Linked DNA regions of Homo sapiens: region 1 is linked to region 2. Evidence: chromatin contacts called from ENCODE Hi-C or POLR2A ChIA-PET data. All regions are on one chromosome and are shown on one strand. The core of a region is the stretch at or near the end of the contact, and the rest is flanking DNA. Distances in the headings are between cores, read along the strand shown.

What was found. Hi-C counts contacts between places; a loop is a spot of excess contacts on that map. ChIA-PET counts read pairs that join two places held with the same protein, here RNA polymerase II (POLR2A). Pooled maps may share reads with other maps.
Region 1: a map of breast epithelium shows a loop between it and region 2 (18-fold over the local background). The contact joins two enhancer-like sites. A Hi-C loop is called at or near these places in 1 of 168 maps with a recorded cell type or tissue (breast epithelium), 2 of 37 single-sample maps with no recorded cell type and 1 of 50 pooled maps. POLR2A ChIA-PET finds 5 or more read pairs at or near these places in 1 of 52 experiments (CD8-positive, alpha-beta memory T cell).

What each region holds. Positions count from the first base shown.
Region 1 is chr1:208,172,872-208,178,079 of GRCh38, reverse strand. All of the region lies in intron 3 of PLXNA2 (plexin A2), which reads left to right. Among named protein-coding and RNA genes, the nearest start is that of PLXNA2, 69 kb to the left of the region's middle. RefSeq lists an enhancer at 2,950-3,450. Within about 2 kb of position 3,704, at least 3 of the 41 ENCODE cell types and tissues checked have a DNase peak (open chromatin) inside an H3K27ac peak, as active enhancers do.
Region 2 is chr1:207,935,281-207,940,145 of GRCh38, reverse strand. No RefSeq gene overlaps it. Among named protein-coding and RNA genes, the nearest start is that of LINC02767, 21 kb to the left of the region's middle. Within about 2 kb of position 2,030, at least 4 of the 41 ENCODE cell types and tissues checked have a DNase peak (open chromatin) inside an H3K27ac peak, as active enhancers do.

The DNA.
Region 1 (5,208 bases), core at 2,455-4,954, 240 kb before region 2:
AATGGCAGAGGCTGTGCTAAATGCATTGCACATCATCTTCTATTACCAGGAGTGTTTTCTGCCTAATGTTTGTTCAAGTCCTCAGGGTAAGGCCCCTGTTTTGCAGTAAGAGGTTTGAAATCTCCAGGTGCACACTGTACACAGATAACCAGAGACGGGCAAAGTCTAGCCCAGTGATTCTCAGACTTGAGAGTGCATCAGAATCACCTGACTGCTTGTTAAAACGCAAATTGCTGGGTCCCACCCCCAGAGTTTCTGATTCATTAGCACTGGGCTGGGGCAGGCCCCAAGAATTTGCATTGCTAACAAGTTCTTAGGTGGGGCAGATGCTGCTGCTCTGGGGACCACGGTTGAGAACCACTTATCTAGTTCTACAGCCCATTGGTTAGACTTTTGCTGGCTGTTGTTTTATGTTTCACTCATCAGAACTGTATTCCCACCTCTAGACCAGATTATACTCTTTCTGCGATCCCTTGAGGTCACTAAGGAAAAATGTGACCAGCTTGCTAATTCCATGTTGTTTATTCATTTATTCAAAAGATAATAATCATTATAGTAAACACTCATTTAGTGCTAAGTGCCACTGTCCTAGAGCTTTGCATGTATTAACTCTTTTAATCCTCATAAATAATCCTGAGGTATCTGTAATTATTATCCCCATTTACAAATGAAGCAACAGAGACACAGAGATTTGAAGGTTACACAGCTGATCAGAGGTGGAGTAGGGATTCAAACCAGGCAGTCTAGTTCCAGAATTTGTTTTGCTAATCAGTCCTCTGCTTGGTGAGTATCTGTTTTGAGATAGGCACTATGCTGGACTCTGAATGCATCAGGTAGGAAAAATACAAAAAGGTGAATAAGTCACAGCCTTTCCTTTAACAATTAACAGTGTTTAACAGTTACAGCCTTTCCTTGTATGAACAATTGGAACATCATAGAATAGTACCAAGACAGAAATATGTATCCAGTGCTGAGGCCCTAAAGCAGGCAGAATGAATAGGTCTGGGAGAGTCGGCAAAGCCATCAAAGAAAAGTGTGCATGGAGCTTGGTTTGTAATGCAAGGAGTTTTGAGCTGTGAAAGAGGCAAAAGGCCATTCCCTAGCAGCAGCCAAAGCAGTCTGTGCAAAGGCACCGGCACCGTGGTGAACTGGGCACAGCAGGTTCAGGGGACTATGAGTGGTTCAGTGCTAGAGGATCCCAGGACTCAAGGAGGAAGGGAGTAGGGCAAAAAGGGAAAGCAGCTGACAGGCAGGCTAGGGCTACACTGTCAGTGCTCAAGAGTTTGGACTTTGGTTATCAAGGGGAAACCCTTTAAGGTCTTTGGAGCAAGTGAGGGACGTAATCAGATGTGTCATTTTGAAAGATAATGCCAGGTTTTAGCTTTTAGTTCAGCATGGGCTACATGAACAGACACAGTAGGAGCTGGCCTTCCCTTGCATCCTCAGTCACTTATATGTCCCTGGGTAAAATCACCCTCTTTCCCTGGCACTTTCTATCTACCTGGACAGCATCCCCTTACTGTCTGTTTCTCACTGTGGGACTTTTTCTTGTTGATATTTTCCATTCTTCTCCAGGCTTTTCCAACCTGTACCTACCTAACTCTGACCCTGTAATTCATTAATTTTGCATCTTATTCTTCATGACCCCAAGAAAAAATCTGTAGCAATGTTGTTTGTAGCCTGGAAACCCATGCTTAAGTTGGCCATGGCTCCTTGCTCTGGTAGGTAAGGGCAGATGTGGATACAGGCATAATTTGAGGAGTAAAGAAGGGGTGACAGCCTCTTCTTACCCATGCCCGTGGAAATGAAATGAATGAGTCTAGAGTTAGTTGCAGGCCACTGGGACCCCTCTGCAGGGCTTACCTGTCTAACCCAGCTCTTGTCATCTCACTGGAAAGGCTGATGGGAACCAGTGCTAGAAGCACCATCCTGGGACCTTTATTTTTTCATCTGTGAAGTGGCAACAATTCCTTACTTGTTTATTTCACAGTTATTGTGACCTTAACTCAAACCTGACTTTGAAAGCCTATTATAAACTGTAAAGCACCAGACAACTATGAGAGAGAAGGAGGGTACGTAAGGCTGGTTGGTTCCAACAGAAACAGAATTGAGCCATCCATCAATTCACTTCAGACAAAACCCCAAGATACCACACAATGGGAAGCCGGCCCGTGTCCAACCCTATAACCATCCTAGTGAGTCCCTAGGCATCTTTTAACTATGGTTTGAACCAGCCTGTCTTCTTTCTCTGGCTATCAGGTTTTCTGAGGCACTCTCTTAGGAAGACTGCCATTCTCCAGCCTGACCTCTGCCAACCAGGGCCTCAGGTTGTTGCTCCCTGGGGCTATGGATGACCTTTCCAGATTTCCAGCCCATTCCCCTGGGGAGCAGTGATTCCTGTTGTGGAGACAGCTGGCCCCAGGACTCCAGCTCAGACTTCTCAACAAAGGACTGGTCCAAGAAGAAGAACATAGTTCCAATCAGACTGCCTAGACTGTCCAGGACACAGGCAAAGTTTGGTCTCCTTTACCCTAAGAGAATCCTTTGGAGGCCATTTTACATTCTTCCTCTTCCTCCAGGCCAGGTAGCCTCTATCTCTTCTTACTTTAATGCTGGAGCCTTTGTGTCCATGTTCAGAGGATGTGCCAGCCCTGGAGGGATACAGTGGGGGAACAAGAAGAGACCTCCCCTGGAAAGGAAGGACTCTTGCCCAGTGACTGGCTGTATTCCATACTGGAGTCCACAGTTCACTGTCTGGTGCTCAGCTGGGATGAGTGGACCCAGTTGGAATGTAGGAAGACTCACGCTTTGTTCTTATCACATCCCTGCCCTCTCCCCCTCCACCCTTTAGCCTTCTTTCTCATCCTCCCTTAGTGGAGCTCCTGAGTGCTCTTCAGGTACAGGGTCTCCAGGTGTTCCGGTTCACTCATCATATACCTTCTCCCCCAAAGATTCCTGCAGGATCAGCCAGTCTGCTCACTGCTGTTGAGTTCTGTTTTCTAAGGGGTACAGGAGCTCCCACGAGCCACTAGTGTGCAAAGTCCTAACAACAGCTGGCTCCCACCTGTCCCAGCTCCCCCAGAGGCAGCAAATGGCCAGGGCTGGACAGAGTTCCCAGCACCAGGGAGGTATCAGATCAGCAGGGGCCAAATCCGATTTCCCTTGCATTCCAGAGGCATTGAGGGAGACCAGGAAACACCAGCTCATTTCCTCGGGGAATTTCTCTTGTATCCACCACTGTTGTCACTTTGCAGTCGTGAACTTGAGGATATACAGGTGGGGGGAACACATGAGGAGGAGAGAAGGCCTAAGGGCTAGTGTGGAGCAGGGAGTGCATTGTGGGGTTTGAGTTTCAGAACTGAAAGCAGAGAAACTGGGCTGAGCCTTGAGCAGAAGTGCCTGGTGACCCCTGTGGCCCTGGTGCATGGACCAGCCTATTGGGGGCATGGGAGCTCCTCCGGCTTCCCACTCTGATGGCTTAGGTCAGCAGCCTTCACCTGCCTCTTCTGCCCTTCCCAGTCTCCTCCCCTCAGTTTGTCTTCTTCCCCTCCCTGCACACCTCCAGCCTGCCTCCTCCATATGGTCTCCACATCTGGCTGATGACCATCCAGAGAGTTTGACAATGCCTTCTTCCCTCCCTCCACAGCCCTTACCTCCTCCCACCCCCACCCGCGGCGTCTCCTTATGACTCTGCCTTCTGTGTTCCTCCTTCCCTCCCCCAGGCGCCTCTGCAAGAATAGAACAAGCAGGCAGGCTTTCCAAAGAGTTAGCCCTTCTCTCTCCAGCCCCCAACCCCACACACAACCATTGGCTGCCAGGCCATAGCAAGTCCCCACTCCTCTCTTTTCCATACTCAAAGCCCCTCACCGACAGGAGCTGAGGTCTGCCAGTGGGCAGGACCCCTCCATGACCAGGCAAGTGGCCTAGACACATTTGCAAAAACCAGTCACGTCATGACTCAGAGATTCTACCTCTGATCCAAATACCCTTCTCAGAGGGGACTTGGCACAAGGGAGAAAACCCACATATTCCACCAACTTCTCTTCTTTTCAAAGCGCTATCTCAGCGGGCTCCTAATTCTGTCTCCAGCATATGTGCTTCTGTGTGAGTGGGGGTGCGCACATGCACCACATCTCAGCATCCTGGTACCCGCATGGCATTCCCAGGAGGGGCAGAGGAAATGAAAGTCGAGCAAGCAGCAGCAGATGTTGCTGGAGTTCTTCTTCCTGGCTTGGTGCTGCTCATCCTTCTGCAGGTCAGACTGGTAATGAGAGGATTAATTTTAGTTCTCCTCCTTCTTGGCCCCAATATGGCTGGCCAATGCTAGTTCAGCTGGTAACATTTTCATTGGCAAATCCTCCACTCACCCTTGAGACAGGCTCAGCATGCACAGCCCCAGAACGAGATCTGCTGGGAACAGAAGCCTTGGCCCTTATTCTTGGACAGATATGACAGCTTGGTAGCAAAGAACTGATCCTTTGTCCCCTTGCTGGTAGACTGGAAAGAACGCTGGGCTGGACTGCAGGTGAATCCTGCTTGGCCGTGTGCTAGCTGTGTGATTCTGAGAACTTCACTTAGATTCTCTGAGCTCCGATTTTCTCAGTTCTTAATGAACATAATAACATGGGATGCACAGGGCTTGTTGCAAGGATTAAATAAGATAATATATTCATATATAGTAAGCACTCAGCAAATGCTAGATTAAGTCTGAAATCTAAACGGGGCTCATAGTGCAGGGAAATAGAACTGCAGACTTTTTAAGAGACCTTCAAAGGCTCACTAATCCAACATCCTCGATATGGCAGTAAAGGCATTAATACTAGTGGCCGTAATACTAGTAAACACACATAATGTTTTCTGTGCCATCTACTGTTCCAAGTACTTTATTTGTATATATTAACTCTTAATCTTGCACCGACAGGATTTGAAATAAGGAAATTTTACAAATGAGGGCATTTGGCTTATAGAGGCTGAGAGCCCTGCTCTTGTTAGTGGTAAAGCCAGGAGTCCAATCTAGCAATACTGGTTGTAGATTTTGCTCTTAATCACTACCCAACACTGCCTCTCAGATATGCCAGTGAGGCAGCTCCAGCCTAGAGGGCAGTAACTTGCTCACAGTCACCTCGCTGTTAATCTTCTCCCTCTCAGGCCTGGGCTCTTTCTGTGATGTTGAACTGATTAGTCATATTCACTGGGAGCTGCTAGAAG
Region 2 (4,865 bases), core at 781-3,280:
TATTCTGTTCAATTCTCTAGTCCTCTTGGGCACATGTACAACAGGGACATATCTCTCCATACCTTCAAGCACAGGGTATATATAGGGTTAAATACTGCTTGTAAAATGAATGGATAAATATGACATTATCTGCCTAAGTAACCATTGCCAGTCCTGAGAGACATCCATCCTTTTAAATACAAAGCTGAGCTCACAAAAAAGTAAAAGAAATCCCTAAAGGAACAAGAAATCAGATTTATAAATCCGTGCTCCATGCCAAGCTGTCCAGAGGAATTTTTTTAATTGGTCAAATAGAAGTTTTGATTTAAACCATAACAAAGAGGAAAAGAAAGAAGGCCTTTTTTCTGTGGTACCTGAACCAAGACCTCTGGAGAGCACTATTGGTGGAACCATAGGGCCACACTTACTGAAGAACCATACTTACTCACTGAAGGAGAATCAGAAAAAATGCATGCTACTTCTGGATGCATACAAAGGATTATTTTATCATTTACTGTTATGCCTTTCTGAAACCCCACTAAAATGGGAGCAAAGAAAATTTTTTCACAAGAATAAAGAGGTGCAGGACAGATCAGTAATGGTAAAACATTGGAAGCTTAAAAACATATGGAAGAGCAGTAACTGACTTAGAAGAACTGTAGAAGGCTGAATCCTAATCCTGTACTGGGGAAAGCTAAAACAAACAAACAAACAAACAAAAACAGACCTTTAATTTTAAAATCTCCCAAAAGCTTAGAACTGGCAGGAGGAACCTCTAGGAAGTGAAGGTAAAGTTAAAGTTAAAAATGAAATAATTGATTGCAGGTCATTTTAAGAAACAGTTAATCTCCACATTTCCACCCACCTCCTACTTGTTCCTCCTCCCATACCATAGGTAACTGTCCCTTCCCAAATGCAGAAAAATGACCAGAGATCTAGTCACTGAAGGATGTAAGAATCACTAGACTGCCAGACATCAGCGTCTGCTTAGGACAGGTGCATAATTCTGAAAACAGAACATCAGTTGAATGCTGAGATCCTTAGCCTGTTCTCTCACTAGTTCCCAGGACATATGCAGCTAGCACTAAACATCCCAGACAGGAGAATGGAAAACTTCCTGGAGCCTCTGACAAACACAAGAGGAAAGATCCAAAGCTACTGATGCCAAGGAGTTCCCCAAAGATATGTCTCAGCTGCAACCCAAACCCTCACTCTCAGAGCCTCACCAATCAGGTCACTGGTGCTCCCATAGCCAGTAAATATGAACAGACACTCAAGGGCCATCAGATATCAAAGAAAGCCTCTATCATGATACATATAAACCAAATCAAACAAACATGTAAACAGGGTGGTAAAGCAACTTAGAAAAAATGGAGACTATGCAGGGAGAAAAAACATTTTTTAAAAGAACTATCATTAATATTCTCACAGAGATGTGGAAAGATACTAATATCTTTTCTCAAAGGAATGAGAGAAGAAAAGATATTACAAAAAAAAAAAAAAACCAGAATGCCAAAAACAAAAAACAAAAAAAAGAAACAACATTCAGAAAACAAAACGTAATAAAAGAGTTGAAAATCACCCAGGATAGAGTAAAAACACAAGATGGAAAATATTATTGAAAAGAAAAGAAAGCCAGAGGGCTAGTTCAGAAAGTCCAATACCCAGACAACAAAATAGTTCAAGATATTTTCCCTTATTAAATTCAATTAAATTTGGCCTAAGCTGCCTCTGTATTTTGAATTTTTACATAGCAAACTGCAACCTCAGCGTGTACACAAATGGCAAACCACCTTAAGAGTATTCTTATAACAAATAATAGTCACAGGCTGCCAGCTAATCAGACCATGTTCAAATACAGCAAATGCCATGCTGTATCCAAGCAAGCTGTCTCTGTGTGTCACTTCCTCCTGTCTATAAAGAGCTCCACTTTCAGAGAGCTCCACTTTGCTGAGTGGAGCTCTCTGAACCTCTATTGATTCTAGCTACTGCCTGATTCGTGAATCACTCTTGCTTAAACAAACTCTGCTGGCCGGGCACAGTGGCTCACGCCTGTAACTCAGCACACTGGGAGACCGAGGCGGGCGGATCACGAGGTCAGGAGTTCGAGACCAGCCTGACCAACCTGGTGAAACCCCGTCTCTACTAAAAATACCAAAAAATAAAAAAAAAAAATAGCCCAGTGCAGTGGCATGCACCTGTAATCCCAGCTACTTAAGAGGCTGAGGCAGGAGAATCACTTGAACCCGGGAGGCGGAGGTTGCAGTGAGCCGAGATCATGTCACTGCACTCTAGCCTGGGTGACAGAGCAAGACTCTGTCTGAAAATAAATAAATAAATACATAAACTCTGCTAAATTGAATTTGTCTAAAGTTTTTCTTTTAACACCCCCAAATGGCCAGTTATGTGTTTCCAGAGACAAAAGACTTATCAAGCACTCAGCTATATAGATGAACAAAACCCACACCAAGTAAAAACTCAAGACTATGTTTATTAGCAGGGAAAATAAAAAAATAGTTCAGAAAAGGCAGAAAATATTTAAGTTACTTTGTTCACCTATAGAGTTTGTATAATTTTAAAATAGTAGATGCGAAATAAAGATTGTCCACATCAGTATTAGGATATAACTGTGCAAAATGAACCACGTATTGTCATCCCTGGAATTAACCTTGTGGGGCAGGAGAGTAAATGGTATAATGGAGGAGGTAAAGCAAAACAGCTAAACCTCCTCTGCCAACCTCGGGAATTTACTTGTAATGACAGAAATAGAAAAAATCAGGAAGTAGTAATATAAGCATGTTTTTAAAATAAATATGGAGGTAAATGCCAAAAGAATTTGTAAAAAGAGAGGAATGTGGCTGATGTAGACAGGGGAAATGAGGAGAAGGTATGCTTTTTTTCTTTTTCTGCTTTTTTTTCCTTTTATTTTTGATAATCAGCTTTGTGACAAATAGGAGTCTTTAAAGTACACAGGGATATATTCTGATAAAATCTTTGTTTATATGCGTGCATGGATATGCACACATATACATATATCTATACATATTTTACAAATGTGTATGTATGTGCTATTTAATTGTTTATTTCCACTTTTATTTCTGACAGTTTATATAAAGATAAATCACAAGGAAATTTTTCTTTTTGCATCTGGACTTTGGGGGTGTGGTGGAGTAGGGACAAAAAAAGTTCCCCTAGAACTCTTAACTATAGGCTGACCTTATAAGGGTGGGGGTTAAGAATTCTTATTTTGGAAGATTTTGTTTACTGATGTATTGTGTGCTACTATGACAGTGTTGGCATACAGTAAGCACTCAATAAATATTTGCTGATGAAAAATGAATGAAAATAGATTTCAATTAACAGAATACAATATCCTGTAACACAAAAGGGGAAATCCTTGAATGTTTGAAAAAAATGAAGGTATTAATCTTAGACTTTGTTAAGATTAATATACTGCTAAAAGTTTAAGTCTAACCTCTCAAATAATTGAAATAGAACACTGAACTTCCAAATTAGTATAAGAGGAAAAAAATTGAATTAAGAAAAATGACCTATCTAAAAAAATGAAAATAAAGAAAAAAGAGTTTTTAAAAGTAGGACAAATAGGAAACATGAAATACAATGATAGAAATAAATCTAAATGAATAAATAATTATAATAATTGTAAGTAGACTAAAAACCTACCAATTAAACGATAGAGATGATTAAAATAAAAAGTCAGCTTAATACTGTTTACAAAAGACCCATCTTAAATGTAAAGACACAAGATGCAGAAATGTCAAAAGTAAGAGGCAAGTTAGTAATTCAGGCAAATACTGATAGAAAAAAACTCATGTATTTATATTAATATCAAACAAGATCGACTTTAATGCAAAAAGCTTACTGAAGATTAATATAATTAAATATTGTTTTAATTCTATCCCATTCTATACCTAATAATATAGTTTCAAACATACAAAGCAAAATTGATAGAACTATGAAAAGAAAACAACAAAAATCTATATACTTAGTGAAAGATTTTAATGCAATCAATCACAACAATATTACATTAATAGATTAAGCAGTCAATCAGCTACCAGTAGATTTAAGTGATATAATCAATATTTATTCCAGTAGCTGTATATAGTACTCTGAAACTACCAACTGGCAAATGTACATCTGCTCAAGTAAAGGAACACTTATCAACATGTATTATTAGTTTATTAAACAAGTCTCTGTAAGTAGGAAAGTTGTCATATCATAGACACTATCTATTCTGACCAAAATGGAGCTAAGTGGTTTCTTTACAAAGATAACAAATCCAAGATTTTTGAAAATTTAAAAATGCTTCTAAAAAATCCATGTACTGAAGAATAAATCAAGGTGGAAATTGGAAAAAACGTAAGCTTAAATGGTAGTAAAATACTACATATCCAATTATGTGTAACACAGAAAAGGAGATATTGGTGGCGATTTTGCAGACTTAAATATTTATATTAGAAAATAAGAATGGAAATTAATGAGTTAAATGTCTTAAGAAATTGCAAAAAGAACAACAGAATGCACAAAGAGAACAAAGCCAAAAGTTGATGTTTTGAGATTTTAAAGACTGACACTTTGTAACTAGATTGATTTTGCAGGAGGATGAGCTGTGGACAAAACCCCTCAGACACTGGGTTAAAGAAGGAAGTGGCTTTATTCAGCCAGGAGCTTCAGCAGACTTGCATCCAAAAAACAGAGCTCCCCAAGAGAGAAATGCCTGCCCCTTTTAAGGGCTTACAGCTCTAAGGGAGTCCATGTGAAAGGGTCATGATTGATTGAGCAAGCATGGGGTACGTGGCTGGGGCTGCATGCATCAGTAATCAAGACAGAACAGAACAGAAAGTTTCACAGTGCTTTCTCATACA